Regions from separate parts of the Homo sapiens genome. Here all the other regions are linked to region 2. Evidence: chromatin loops called from intact Hi-C (ENCODE). Cell type or tissue: heart right ventricle. All regions are shown on one strand.

Evidence for each region. A loop is a pair of places that touch in the nucleus more often than their neighbours do. Peaks named below come from ENCODE experiments on the same cell type or tissue, not always from the same donor. Only the 100,000 strongest peaks of a DNase experiment are listed, where the experiment ranks them.
Region 1: it touches region 2 in a loop (2.8-fold over the local background); 79 of 110 quality-filtered maps call a loop at or near these places.
Region 3: a loop joins it to region 2, with 11 times the contacts of the local background. A loop is called at or near these places in 77 of 110 quality-filtered maps.

Annotation. Positions count from the first base shown.
Region 1 is chr1:179,181,963-179,186,962 of GRCh38, reverse strand. All of the region lies in intron 1 of ABL2 (ABL proto-oncogene 2, non-receptor tyrosine kinase), which reads left to right. It also overlaps the pseudogene SETP10. Among named protein-coding and RNA genes, the nearest start is that of ABL2, 45 kb to the left of the region's middle. In heart right ventricle, no CTCF peak of the experiment used is centred here; no DNase peak of the experiment used is centred here.
Region 2 is chr1:179,118,359-179,123,358 of GRCh38, reverse strand. ABL2 (ABL proto-oncogene 2, non-receptor tyrosine kinase) reads left to right here. Exons shown (of 12, transcript NM_007314.4): 5 at 1,492-1,764; 6 at 3,085-3,169; 7 at 4,595-4,772. Among named protein-coding and RNA genes, the nearest start is that of TOR3A, 39 kb to the right of the region's middle. In heart right ventricle, CTCF peaks have their summits at 1,890 and 2,089 (motif pointing left); no DNase peak of the experiment used is centred here; H3K27ac peaks cover 897 bases.
Region 3 is chr1:179,192,052-179,197,051 of GRCh38, reverse strand. The region is part of intron 1 of ABL2 (ABL proto-oncogene 2, non-receptor tyrosine kinase); the gene reads left to right. It also overlaps the pseudogene LOC124900432. Among named protein-coding and RNA genes, the nearest start is that of ABL2, 35 kb to the left of the region's middle. In heart right ventricle, a CTCF peak has its summit at 3,032; no DNase peak of the experiment used is centred here; H3K27ac peaks cover 156 bases.

The sequences.
Region 1 (5,000 bases), 64 kb before region 2:
GAGTTCGAGACCAGCCTGGCCAACATGACATAACCCCGTGTCTACTAAAAATACAAAAATTAGCCAAGCATGGTGGCATGCACCTGTGGTCCCAGCTACTTGGGAGGCTGAGGCCTAAGAATTGCTTGAACCTGGGAGGTGGAGGTTGCAATGAGCCTAGGTTGCACCATTGCACTCCAGCCTGAGTGACAGAACGAGACTCTGTAAATAAATAAATAGTATTGGAAGCAGAAGAGAAATGGGAAATGAAAGTTAAATGGAAAGTCCGGCATATTGACAAAACTTTAAATAAATATTTGCTGGATCCAGTCAGGTTTAAGAAAGAAGTTGAGGCCGGGCACAGTGTCTGAAGTCAGGAGTTTGAGACCAGCCTGGCCAACATGGTGAAACCCCGTCTCTACTAAAAATACAAAAAAATTAGCTGGGCATGGTGGTGGGCGCCTGTAATCCCAGCTATTTGGGAGGCTGAGGAAGGAGAATCGCTTGAACTCAGGAGGCGGAGATTTCAGTGAGCCAAGATCACGCCATTGCACTCTAGCCTGGGCAAGAAGAGCGAAACTCCCTCTCAAAACAACAACAACAACAAAAAAGAAGTTGAAATGGCTGATAAACCCAAACACACACGCTCAAAAAGAATTGTGAAATAAATTCCAAGGCTAGTATACATTACTCATTAAGTAGTTGTAGCCCAGAAGAGGGCATTGCCAATTTTTTTTTTAAGACAGCGTCTCCCTCTGTCACCCAGGCTGGAGTGCAGTGATGCCATCTCGGCTCACTGTAACCTCTGCCTCCCAGGTTCAAGCGATTCTCCTGCCTCAGCCTCCCGAGTAGCTGGGATTATAGACACGCCCCACCATACCCAGCAAATTTTTGTATTTTTAGTAGGGACAGGGTTTCGTCATGTTGTCCAGGCTGGTCTTGAACTCCTGGCCTTAAGTGATCTCCCCGCCCGGGCCTCCCAGAGTGCTGGGATTACAGGGTGAGCCACTGCGCCCGGCCCATTGCTAATTTTCTCTACTCTCAATTTCTATTAATTTGGTTTGCTTGTCTAGGCTTCCTAAAATAGGACTTATAAAAGTAGCTATTAAGTATTTCAAGTTAATGGTTTAGAAGGTAATTTTTTAAATTAAAAAAATAGTATTACAGGAGTAACTTTATCCAGGGAAAGCATTGTATATTCTTATTAATAAATTCTCATTATATATCTTCATGGGTTTTTATTATTGCTATAATCTTTATGTACAGCTACCTCTTTTTAGTCAAAAACAATATAATGCTACTTTTAACTCAAACTTACATACTTTTAATTTCTGTTTAAAATAAGAAAATGTAATATGGCATACCACACTTTGGGTCATGGAATCATAAGATGTTTGAGCTGAAATAAGTTTTTTCCTTTGTGGACACATTTAGTTTTATTATAACAAAGTGACTTATACAAAGCAACTTGTACACTTTTAACTTTTAAAACTGAGCATCATCTTTCCTTTCCAGTGAAACAAAAAAATTTTTTTTAAAAAAAACAGGGTGAAAATTACAATAGAGAATGTCAATTCCACATAAGATACTACAGGTTTTGCTGATTCTCCCATTGAGTGGCAGGGCTCAAGTCATCATTAGGAGAGAATTTATTTTAAAAGTATTACCTTAAACTGCAAGGATGTCTGTCAGACACCTCAATTTAACATGCCAAAAGAGAAGCCATGTTGTCAAAATGCCCGCTTAACCCATCCAAACATCTCAAATCCACCCTTTGCTGACCTTCTCTAACCCCATTTTTTAAAGTTTTCTTTCCCCCTTTTTAAACAAGAGAAAGTAGACAGATGCATATTGGTAAATGCTAACTGTCCATATTCACGTAGAGACACAGTGTACTGTCTGAGTCCAGTATACAGAGAAAGGAGAAAAGAAGCTAGAATTCTGTGTACTACTACACAGGGGCCTAGCACCCTCCAGCTTCCAGCAGAGTGAAGGGAGCAGGTTTTTCTTTTTTTCCGACAGAGCTAGGTGGTGGTGATTCCATACAGTTTTTGTTCAGACAGGAAGGGATAAAAATGAATTTGGAACAGAAAGGGGTAGAGACTCTTTTACCATAATACTCTGCTCAAGGTATTTACCTCCCAAATAAGTTGAGAATCATGGTGTATAGAAAAGAGACCTCAAGAACAGGGCAAGTGAGCCACAAGAGGGGGAAAAAAAAGACTGCAACTTACTCCCAGGGACTGGAGAAAATTTTAAAAAGGAAGGTTGAATCCATCAGTGTTCTATTAGTCATCTTCTCCTTCACCCTACTGTCCTTCCTTCCCTTTATCATCATCATCATCTTCTTCCTCATCCCCTTCTTCATCAATATCTTCTAATCCTTCCTCTTCCTCCTCCTCCTCCTCCTCATCTTCTCCTCCTTCTTCATCCATATCAGTCGGTAACCAAGTAGTACTGTAATGGGATGGGACAAATGTCATCTTTGATGAACTTTCCTAACATATGAGCACCTGCATCAGAATGGTCAGTAAACCAGATAAAGAAGCTCTCTGGTGCCTCATGCTGCCTCTTCCTGCTGGCTTTATTCTGTGTTTGACTTGAATGTTTCATCGCATCCTTTCCAGCTTTCCATTTGATTTCAGTGGACTTTGAAGATGGAATACCACTCTCATTCAAATGAAATTCGTTGAAGATAACTTTATTTTTAAAGGAAGGATTTTCATCAAAATAAAAGTCTATTCTGTAACCTGACTTAGTATCTTCAAATTCTGTCACTTCAACTTTGGTCAGATAATGCAGTGCGTCTTTGTCCTCCTCCCTAAGCAGTGCAGACACTTGAGGATGGTTGACAAACGTTGTAACCCCAAAACTTGGAACTTTGGCGATCAATTCTCACCTCTTCTGAAAAAGTGGCTGACAGAGTTTATTTTCTGTTCTGCTTTCAGAATCTCCTCCCTTAGTTCATTAAGCCTGTCTATTTCATTTTGTACTTCATCAATATGTTCAGTTGCTTCCTGCTGTTCTTTTTCTCTCTTCGGCAAGTCTAGAGAGGCTGATGATGTCTCTTCCAGTCTCAGAACAGGAGGTGGTCTTGGTTTCTTCTTTTGAGGTGGGCGTGGAGACTAGCATTTAGGGGCCATGCTGCTAGGAAAGTCCAAGAACCAGACCACAAGTCTCCTTGCTCATCAGGAAGAAGCTCAGAAAACTCTGAAATAATTTTAGAGTGATCTTTTCCCCTGCTCCTTAATTTTACAGATGAAGAAATGGAAACACAGTAAAATTCCCGTATCTAGTTATGGCAGAGAAAAGACCAGAACTTTGGTCTTCTGGCTTCTGGTTTAGTGCTCTACAACATTTTAACTTACGTTTGTATTATAATTTTTTTTTAATCATTTCAGTTGTACATGAACAAAAACAGGAATTATCTTTTTTTGTTAGATTGTTGCTTTGTGATTAATTGACCTGAATTGAGTGCTTTCTGCATACATAGAAAGATGCACTCTTTTTGTTGAGAAGGTTAACAGCCTTGTGATTGTCTTCCTTTAAGTGAAAATCAACCTGTACTTTCTAGGGATACATATTTATCTAAACTTTCTAATGTTTTTGTTGTTGTTGTTGTTGTTATAAATTTAAGTGGTACAAGTACAGTTTTGTTATGTCGTGGTGAAGTCTGAGCTTTTAGTGGAACCATCACCTGAATAATGTAAGTTGTACGCATTAAGTAATTTCTCATCCCTCACCTCCCGCCCCACCCACTGAGTCTCCAGTGTCCTATTCTACACTCTGTGTCCATGTGTACACATTATTTAGCTTCCACTTGTGAGAACATGCAGTTCTCTATTTGGGAGGCTGAGTAGGAGATCATTTGAGCCCAGGAGATCGAGGCTGCAGTGAGCCGTGATCTTGCCACTGCACTCTGGCCTGGGTGACAGAGTGAGACACTGTCTCAAAAACAAAAACAAAAAACTTAGCTATTTGTTAAATCAAGAGCCCCAGTGATTCTTACCAGCAATACTATGACAATCCACTTCCAGTTTTCTGTACCTCAAAAAAAATGCTGATATCCTAAAATATTCCTAGTATCCTAAAATATTCCATAAATCAGATATCCTACAAAGCCAAACTGGTCCTTCTTGTTAAAATTAATAAGATTCTATAAGCTGTTAACCAAAAAAGTTTCCACTAACACTGCATACTTAACTCTCCTAAATAAATTTAAATATGCAAAATGTTAATTCAAATCAAAATAATAATAAACACAACCATAAAGCTAGCAATTAAGATTAAAAGGTTTATGAGTGTCTATTAAAGGATAAATGGATAAAGAAAATGTGATATCTGTATACAATGGAATACTATTCAGCTATAAAAATGAATGAAATCATGTCTTTTTGTGGCAACGTGGATGGAACTGGAAGCCATTATCTTAAGTGAAACAGCTCAGAAACAGAAAGTCAAATATGCTGGAAGATCTTCTCTGATTACTTTAATTTTCTAAGCCAGGTCATTGGCTTAGTAAGAAAGGAAGCTATTAGGAGTTTGAAAAGAGAGGAGAGCATATAATTGTCTAGAAAGTGGGAAAGTGAATGGACTAGAGAAATACAGTATGATCACCAGGCAGTGTTAAGGGCTCATTTGAGGCTAAAGGTTCTGAGTTAAAAGTGAGGCCAGTCAGCTTGGTTTTGTGCTTTTTTTTCTCCAGCCACCTTCACTTTAGGAGTAGGAGAATAGTTGAATTTACCCAGCTTGTGGTTCTGCAAAGTGAGTATGTCCAAGTGAGAGAGGAGCAAGTGATTATAATGATGGACCATGGAACTTAAGCTGGTAAGGAGGGAAGAGAGGACTTCACAGGGTGAGAAACAGTGAAAAGATAGTTTGAAGATAGGCTGGGTGCGGTGGCTCACGCCTGTAATTCCCAGCACTTTGGGAGGCTGAGGCAGGCGGGTCATGAGGTCAGGAGATCAAGACCATCCTGGCCAACATGGTGAAACCCTGTCTCTACTAAAAATACAAAAAAA
Region 2 (5,000 bases):
TAATTTTTGTATTTTTAGTAGAGAGGAGGTTTCACCATGATGGCCAAGCTGGTCTCAACTCTTGACCTCAAGTGACCTGCCCACCTCAGCCTCCCAAAGTGCTGGGATTGCAGGTGTGAGCCACTGCTCCTGGCCACCGGTAAATTGTGGCTCTTTCTTTAATGGCCTAGACACTCAACTGCACGTCATAATTAAAATTATGAGATATTTGAATACTCTTACCAAAAAAATCTAAATCAGTGGTTTTCAAGTTATGTTTTTTACAAGATTAAGGTGATATTTTGTAAATTTCTACAAGAGGCCAAGTCCTTGCTTGCCTACTTTGATCAGGGTATCTCTTCTTTACGTATCTTCTGTAGTTGAGTCCATAGTCTTGTGGCTTAAAAATATTTGAAGACTGGCCGGGCGTGGTAGTTCACACCTGTAATCCCAGCAATTTGGGAGACTGAGGCAGGCAGATCACTTGAGGTTAGGAGTTCCTGACCAGCCTGGCTAACATGGTGAAACCCCATCTCTACTAAAAATACAAAGAAAAAAATTAGCCAGGCGTGATGGCGCATGCCTGTAATCCCAGGTACTTGGGAGGCTGAGGCAGGAGAATCACTTGAACCCAGGAGGCGGAGGTTGCAGTGAGCTGAGGTCATGACACTGCACTCCAGCCTGGGCAACAGAGTGAGACTCTGTCTCAAAAAAAAGAAAAAAAGAAAAAGAAATATATATTTGAAAAAATACATAATTTGAGTATATATATATTTGAAAATATATATATATTTGAAGACCAATGAGCTTGATTATCCAGAGAGAGATCTTGGAAGGTTTTTCCCAAGACTAATTTAGGAAGAATAGGAAAGGCAGATTAAATAAGATTAAACTGAAGTTCTGTGTTTACCCTTGCAATCATCATTTAACTTTTTTATTTACCTCAATTAAGATAAACTCTTGCTGGGTATACTGGCCCAGTCTGTAATCTCAGCACCTTGGGAGGCCCAGGCAGGAGGATTGCTTGAGGCTGGCGTTTGAGACCTGCCTGGGCAATAGTGAGACCCTGTCTGCAGAATATTTTTTTTTTTTTTTTTTTTTTTAAAGATAGCCTTCTATCTATATCTTCAGGCCAGTGAAATATGGGCTTTAAAAAAGAATTCCTAGGCCGGGAGCGGTGGCTCATGCTTGTAATCCCAGCACTTTGGGAGGCTGAGGCCGGCAGATCACGAGGTCAGGAGATCAAGAACACGGTGAAACCCCATCTCTACTAAAAATACAAAAAATTAGCCGGGCATGGTGGCGGGCGCCTATAGTCCCACCTACTCAGAGAGGCTGAGGCAGGAGAATGGCGTGAACCCGGGAGGCGGAGCTTGCAGTGAGCCGAGATCGCGCCAGTGCACTCCAGCCTGGGTGACAGAACAAGACTCCATCTCAAAAAAAAAAAAAAAAAAAAAAAAAAAATTCTTAATCTCTTTTCAAGTTGTTTAGCTTTTCTCCTTTTCTTACCAGGTGTATGTGACTGCTGAGAGCCGCTTCAGCACCTTGGCAGAGCTTGTACACCATCACTCCACAGTGGCTGATGGGCTGGTGACAACATTACACTACCCAGCACCCAAGTGTAATAAGCCTACAGTCTATGGTGTGTCCCCCATCCACGACAAATGGGAAATGGAGCGAACAGATATTACCATGAAGCACAAACTTGGGGGCGGTCAGTATGGAGAGGTTTACGTTGGCGTCTGGAAGAAATACAGCCTTACAGTTGCTGTGAAAACATTGAAGGTGGGTTGCTGAGAATTACAGTTTTCAGGCATCTTTTTCTTTTGTGCTCAATCACTTGGAAATATCAGCATGCCCTTCTTTAACTTTGGAACACTTTCCACCCACTAGTGCCAAGCACATCAGCAAATTGAGATGATTAACCCTAGTGCCATTGCTGACAATGCAGAGGTAGATTATTCACTGCAATGCAGTGAAACCCACATGTGGGAAAGGTCTGTCTCTGGAGGCTGTTGATGTAGATCTTAGTGGGAGGTTAGAAGCAAATTAAAAGTTATAAAAGCAAAATAAGCTCTTTTGCTTCCTGAGAACGACCCCTGCTGGACAGAATTCTTGTCTGAGAGTCATGGGCCTCTTTCTTGTTCTGTCCTTTCTCTCCCTTGTTCTTGTTCCTCCTGTCTCTTTGCAGTTAGATCACTTCTTAATATTAACAGAAATCTTTTTCGTAGTACTACTATATGTCTCCTTTAAACATCCCAGTATCAAATTATAAGGTTTTCACTCACTTGATTCTCCCAGAGCCTCAGTAACTGTCTCTGGTGTATCACTTATAAGGGCTATTCTTTAGCTATTAAGTAGTAGTCAGTTCTGTTTCTTAAGCATATTCTGAGTGTGAAGCAATATATAAGGCCTTGCTCTCTAAGAAGATTATGATCTAAGCAAGAAGATAAGTATGTAAGCAGCTAAGTGCTCTGTCTCGTCATTCAAAGCCTGAGATATCTGGAGAAGTAAACTATGAGAGAACTGAACTATCCAATACAGGGCTCCTGTGTTTCAGTTGATTATAGGACACGATTGCTGAATTTTGCTCCTCCTGCTAATTTTTACTCCAGGGCATTTTTCTTTCTAAGTTGGACTTCTTAAAATAATAATTATTTCAGCTGGGCGTGGTGGCTCACACCTGTAATCCCAGCAATTTGGGGAGCTCAGGTGGGCGAATCACCTGAGGTCAGGAGAGCATCCTGGCCAACATTGCAAAACCCCGTCTCTACTAAAAATACAAAAAGTAGCCAGGCATGGTCGTGCATGCCTGTAATCCCAGCTACTTGGGAGGCTGAGCCAGGAGAATCGCTTGAGCCCAGGAAGCGGAGGTTGCAGTGAGATCACACCACTTCACCCCAACCTGGGTAACAGAGCGAGACCGTGTCTCAAAAAAATAAATTAAATTAAAATAATAATTATATCTTGTAATATGCTAAAATATTCAAAAGATAGTTTTTACTTTTAAAGCTGAAGCTTTATGATTGTGAGATGAATGAAATGATTTTAAGTTGAGGGTTTGTCCCTCTCGTTTTCTTCTTTCTTACCTTTCCCTTTTTCTAGGAAGATACCATGGAGGTAGAAGAATTCCTGAAAGAAGCTGCAGTAATGAAGGAAATCAAGCATCCTAATCTGGTACAACTTTTAGGTGAGGAACCTTGCCTGAACCATAGATTTCCTCCAAAAATGCTTGCCCTTTAACCCCTTGTTATCTCCAAATGCTTTTTTTTTTTCTTTTTAAATATAGAGACAGGGTCTCGCTCTGTTGTCCAGGCTGCTGTTGACGTGATACTTCCGCCTGGGCCTTTCAATATGTTGGGATTACAGGCATGAGCCACCATGCCCCGCCTTTTTTCCTCCCCCAAACCTTTCTTTTTAGTCACCATGGTGGAAGCTGCAGGTTTGAATCCACTTCAATAAATAGTTATTTTAATCAGTAGGTTCTGTGTTTAAAAATAGCCCAAGAAACAGTGGCCTGGATTGATTTTGGTGTATAAAACTGCTCAGTTTGTACTAATTGCCCCAGATTCAAAGTTCAGAAGTGTTCAAAATGGTACTGAACCAAAAACTCATGAAATGTTTTTGCAAAATAAAGAGACATTAAACAAAGGACTGTTGAAAAGAAGCAAATTAAAAACTGTGACCACACCCCTCAGTTTACCTTTACAAGCAGGAAATGCTTTATTATGTTAGATTGGCTTTTCACTGTTCAGGTCACAAAGAACTCTCTTACTAAGCCTTTTTCCTTTTTTAAAATAGGGCCAGGTTTTTTTTTTTTTCTTTTTTTTGGGGGGGTGTGGGGGGTGTTTTTTTTTGTTTGTTTTTTAAATACAGAGTCTTGCTCTGTCACCCTGGCTGGAGTGCAGTGGCATGATCCTGGCTCACTGCAACCTCCACCTCCCAGGTTCAAGCTATTCTCGTGCCTCAACGTGCATCACCACGCCCAGCTAATTTTTGTAGTAGAGACAGGGTTTTGCTATGTTGGACAGTCAAGTCTTGAACTGCTGGGCTCAGGCGATCTGCCTGCCTCAGCCTCCCAAAGTGCTAGGATTACAGGCATGAGCCACTGCACCCGGCCTCTTGTTGGTTTTTTATAAGGAATCTGCCATATATCAGTGAAATCCTTGACTATGGAAATGATGAAAATCATTTTGCAAAGCAGTATTGCAGGTGGGGCTCACATAGTCTTCAGCTTGTGCACAATTGCTATTACTTTTGAATAAGTATTGTTAGCCTGCAGTTGAGGAGGAGAATCATGGGCCATGTGCAAAACTCTAGACATGTTGGTTTTCTTGGCCCCTTATAGAATTAATACAGGTAACTCTGCTTTTGCTCAAATAGACAAATACTCAGAGGCATATGAATTCCCAGAGAACAATACAGTGAAAGCAAGGACTCCCTTATAAACCAGCTTCTTAGTTTTTGCTTATTAATTTCAGAGAACGTGGTGGTAAGAAGGGAAAAGATTATTGCCGAACTAGACCTGAAAAATTGTCAAATTATTCTTGGCCAAAGTGGTTTGGAGTGTTTGAATGTACACTAATAAAAACAAGCACTATTGTTCAACTTTTAGGTGTGTGTACTTTGGAGCCACCATTTTACATTGTGACTGAATACATGCCATACGGGAATTTGCTGGATTACCTCCGAGAATGCAACCGAGAAGAGGTGACTGCAGTTGTGCTGCTCTACATGGCCACTCAGATTTCTTCTGCAATGGAGTACTTAGAGAAGAAGAATTTCATCCATAGGTGTGTAAAACTTACCTCTGACCAACCATGAAGCCATCTTGCTTGACATGCAGATAAAAGGAAGAATGTGAGAACCTTCCCAGAAAATTTCAGATGATTCAAGAAAGTAATTTTGTATTTCACAGGGCCCATTATAATGTCACTTCTAACTTGTAAACCTACTGTACTCTGATTAAAGTATTAATAAGGGGCCTTTGCTATTCTCAAACCTGAGAACTCTCTTAAAAA
Region 3 (5,000 bases), 74 kb before region 2:
TGTTGCATAACTTCTGTTTGATATATTCAATTTTTGTATCACCATGCTACATTTTGTGTATTCACAGTCATCTTTAGCTGAGCTAATCTGCTATTTGATTCATCCATTGAACTAATTTCAATTATTATGTCTTTTATTTCTGCAGGTTCTGTTTGATTCTCTTTAAAATCTGGTCTTATAAAAAAATTGTGGTAAAATACATGTAACATAAAATTTACCATTTTAACCATTTGAAAATGTACAGGTCAGTGGGGTTTTTTTTTTTGTTTTTTTTTGTTTGTTTGTTTTTTAAGACTGAGTTTCACTCTTGTTGCCCAGGCTGGAGTGCAGTGGTGCTGATCTTGGCTCACTGCAACCTCTACCTCCTGGGTTCAAGCGATTCTCCTGCCTCAGCCTCCCGAGTAGCTGGGATTACAGGCACCTGCCACCACACCCGGCTAGTTTTTGTATTTCTAGTATAGATGGGGTTTCGCCATATTGGCCAGGCTGGTCCTGGAACTCCTGGACTATTCTATTCCAAGTTGCTACTTCCTGAGAGGGTCACTGGATGTCCCCCTTGGAGAAGGAATCACCTTGGATTACCATCTTTAAATCTTAAAGGGATTTTTCTCATAGGTATTCTACTTAAGTACAGACAAATAATTTAATCATCCCATAGTGTATCCACCATATTTGTGGCTTGTAAATGTTTTAAAACTTGGGCATAAGTAGCTGATAAGTTACAAAAAAGATACAAATTTCAATAAGGTAATTTTAGTTAAAGTGACAGGAAATGGGGGTGCATTTTGAATAGAAAAACACAGAACTCCAAAAACAAGACAAAAAACCATGTTATTTCCAAAGAGAACATCTCAGTTGTGCAGAAAGAATTAACATAGCAGGCCTGATTGAGACTGATATGCTTAGCGAGGTCTGCTTGCAAGGTTGGCCCTTGGCTGGCATCTAGGAACTTGGATTTGGGGAGGAACTCCTGGCCTCAAGTGATCCGTCCACCTCGGCCTGCCAAAGTGCTAGGATTACAAGCGTGAGCCATTGCTCTTTTCATACTGTTGTGTAACCATCCATCACTACCATATAACCATACATGACCACCATCCATCTCCAGAACTCTTTTCTTCTTCCAGACTGAAGCTCTGCATCTGTTAAATTATAATTCCCCGTTTTATAATTTCCTCTAGCCCTTGGCAACCACATTTTACTTTCTGCCTTTATGAGTTTGACTACTCTAGGTTCCTCATATAAATGGAATCATATAGTATTTGCCCTTTTGTAACTGGCTCATTTCATTTAACTTAATCTTCAAGGTACATCTGTGTTGTAACGTGCAGGAGAATTTCTTTTTTTTTATTTAAGGGCTGAATGATATTTAATGGTGTGTATGTAGCCCATTTTCTTTATCCACTCATCTCTTTATGGACTACTTTGATTGCTTCCACTTTTTGGCTATTGTGACTAATGCTGCAGTGAACATGGGCATGCAAGTATATCTGAGTTCCTGCTTTCAATTCTTTTGAATATATATATACAGAAGTGAAATTGTTGGATCATACAGTAATTCTATGTTTAATTTTTCTGAGGAACCACCATACTGTCTTCCATAGTGGCTTTACCATTTTATATTCCCACCAATAATGCACAAGGGTTCTAGTTTCTCCATACCCTCACCAACATTTGTTATTTTCTGTGTTCGTGTGTGTTTTAGTAATAGCCATCCTAATGGCTGTGATGTGGTATCTCACTGTTTTTTTGTTTTTTGTTTTTTTTGAGACAGAGTTTTACTGTGTTGCCCAGGCTGGAGTGCAGTGGTGCGATCTCAGCTCACTGCAACCTCAGTCTCCTGGGTCCCAGCGATTCTCTTGCCTCAGCTTCTTGAGTAGCTGGGACTACAGGAATGCACTGCCATGCCCGGGTAAGTTTTGTAGTTTTAGTAGAGATGGGGTTTCACCTTGTTGGCCAGGCTGGTCTGGAACTCCTGACCTCAGGTAATCCACCTGCCTCAGGCTCCCAAAATGCAGGGATTACAGGCGTGAGCCACCATGCCTGGCCTCTCATTGTCGTTTTGATATGCATTTCCCTAATTATTAGTGATGTTGGGCATTTTTTAACAAGTGTTTATTGGCTATTTGTGTATCTGTTTTCGAGAAATTTTTAAGTCCTTTGCCCATTTTTGAATCTGTTTGCTTTTTTGTTGTTGACTTGTTGGTCTTTGTTTTATAGTGCCATTTTCTTCTTACTATCATTACCCTCTTTTTTTCTTTAAGCATATTAAACGCAACATATTTGTTCCTGAGTAACCAGTTATTCCCAAATTTAGCAGCTTAAAACAAACAACATTTATTCTGAGTGTCAGAAATCTGAGAGTGGCTTAGCTGGGTGGTTCTAGCTCAGGGTCTCTCACAAGGTTCCAGTCATACTGCTAGCTGGAGCCCTTGTATTCTTCAGTGGATTTTAATTATTTGCAGAAATATGAAGTGTTTTGTGTGTAGAGTTTTAATATGTGTGTAAATAGTGTGTTGATACCTTAAAAATTGTTTTTTAGAAATCCTTATTCCATGTTAGCAGAAATTATATGATATGTAAAAAAATCATTTTCAAGCCTCCATCAGTAGTTTCTCAAATTTATCTTTGATAACCCCTGGCTCTTTAGGAAGCACTCTACTTAATGTTCATGATTTGATTGTTGACATTTAGTTCAGTGAAGTAGTTTAATTTCCATAAAAACTTCCTTTGCCCGTTAGGAAACTATTAAGGATGATTGATTTTTCACTTACTAAATTCGTGCTCATGTAACAAGATTCTTGAAAGAGGTTATTGTATTTGAAACACTGGAAATGGTATTTGTCAAAAAAAATGTGTTTCTACCTTGTAGGACCTTCACTGTAGTCAAAATTATGAAATTTATGAAAACTAATGTTAACTCTGTTTTGACCATGGGAAAAAAGATATTTAGGTGAGATTATAAAAAAGTGAATTTATTATGACAGAGTTTGATTAGTAAGTCAAAAAACTGTTCCTCACCAGTCCACTAGGGGATACTCCAGTACTTAGGAAGAAAATCCAGTTGTTGCTATCACTTAAAAATTTGGCCAGGATCGAGACCATCCTGGCTAACAAGGTGAAACCCTATCTCTACTAAAAAAATACAAAAAATTAGCTGGGCCACATGGTGGCGGGCGTCTGTAGTCCCAGCTACTCAGAAGGCTGAGGCAGGAGAATGGCGTGAACCTGGGAGATGGAGCTTGCAGTGAGCCGAGATCGCGCCATTGCACTCCAGCCTGGGCGACAGAGCGAGACTCCGTCTCCAAAAAAAACCAAAAAAACAAAATACAACAGCAACAAAAAATTAGGCCAGGCACGGTGGCTCACACCTGTAATCCCAGCACTTTGAGAGGCCAAGGAGGGTGGATCACTTGAGGTCAGGAGTTCAAGACTAGCTTGGTGAACATGGTGAAACCCCATCTCTACTAAAAATACAAAAAATTAGGTGGGCGTGGTCGCAGGCGCTTGTTATCCCAGCTATTTGGGAGGCTGAAGCAGGAGAATTGCTTGAACCCAGGAGGCAGAGGTTGCAAGTGAGTCAAGATTGCGCCATTGCACTCCAGCCTGAGTGACAGAATGAGACTCTGTCTCAAAAAAGAAACAAACAAACAAAAAATTAAATCCCACTTGCTTACCTGAAAAAAAAAAAAGCAGACATTTAGGGCTGGTTTGAGTTACTGATTTGACAATAATATTCACCTTTAGAAAGAGCCTAGTACATTTTTAAAGTTTAGAAATTTTGTGTGATTTCATTGGCCACTTTTTCTGGTAGTGTTGCCACAAATTGACTTCTTCGGGCACTTTAGAAAAACAGATTATTATATTTTTTTTCTTGATACATGAAAATTATGGTTCTCATTTTTTTTTGCAAGTTGTGCCCTTTTTTGGAAATTCAGAAAGGCTGATATTTGGTGTGAGTTTGTATAATTTTCTCCATCATACCATGTATGCTGTTTAAATGTTTACCTTAGAAAAGTATGAAATATGATATGACCTTTGATATAGACAACAACGCAGAAGATAATTCATTCTGTTACCAAAGATATTTTAAGAGTTTAATGTTATCTTGATTTCTTTCTAGTAATTTAAGTAGTAATTCAAATAGACATAATACAGTGTGACTTAATGCTTTAAAGAAAAATACGTGAAAAGTTCTGTACTTGAAATAGCAAAATTTTAAGAAAATAATTCAGACTCTTGTATTTATTAGGAAGAAGTTATCAGACTTAATGTTTCAGAACATACTTTGAATAACCAAAATTTATTAATTTACTTAACCTAGTTTTAAAATTTTTTCTATGTGATGTGATTGTACAGTTTTTCTGCATGCCATGTGTTTCATTCTTTTATGTCTGGCACATAAGTAATTAAAGGTTAAGTCAATTGTCAGATTTAACTCAACCTGCTTGAGTTAATTTACTTGATTTTTCTGGTACTTACAGGTACAACAAATGGGTGAATTGGTGTGCCATTATGATAACATGACTTGGAAAATGGAAATTCAGGCAGTGTGGGACAAGAACAAGGATATTTATTTGTCCAGTGAGAATAAAAGTGGTCTAGGATTTATTGAGAGTTTGTTGTAATTCGAGCTTGAGTGATAATTTTATAGGATGTTATGGAGATAACAGTGTTGGTGGAAGGGTTTGACATTCCACATTTGACATTCTCTTATCATATTTTTTGGTTTGTCTCTGTCTCCCTAATGAAATGAAATAGGAAACAGCTAGAGAGTGGTGGGATATGAGTAGTTGTGCATTTGGATAGATTGACTAGCATGCTCAAGATGCCAGCCATATCTACCTTTGGTAGAGTGAGAGCCAAGGTATTCCTGTGGATTGTTTTTCGTAACTAAATCTGTAACTACTGAGTATAGAGTCCCTGCTATATACGTGACTAACCAAGGAGTGAAATATGATTGGTTCAAATATTTTGTTATATTTTGACTGTAGGGGAATGGT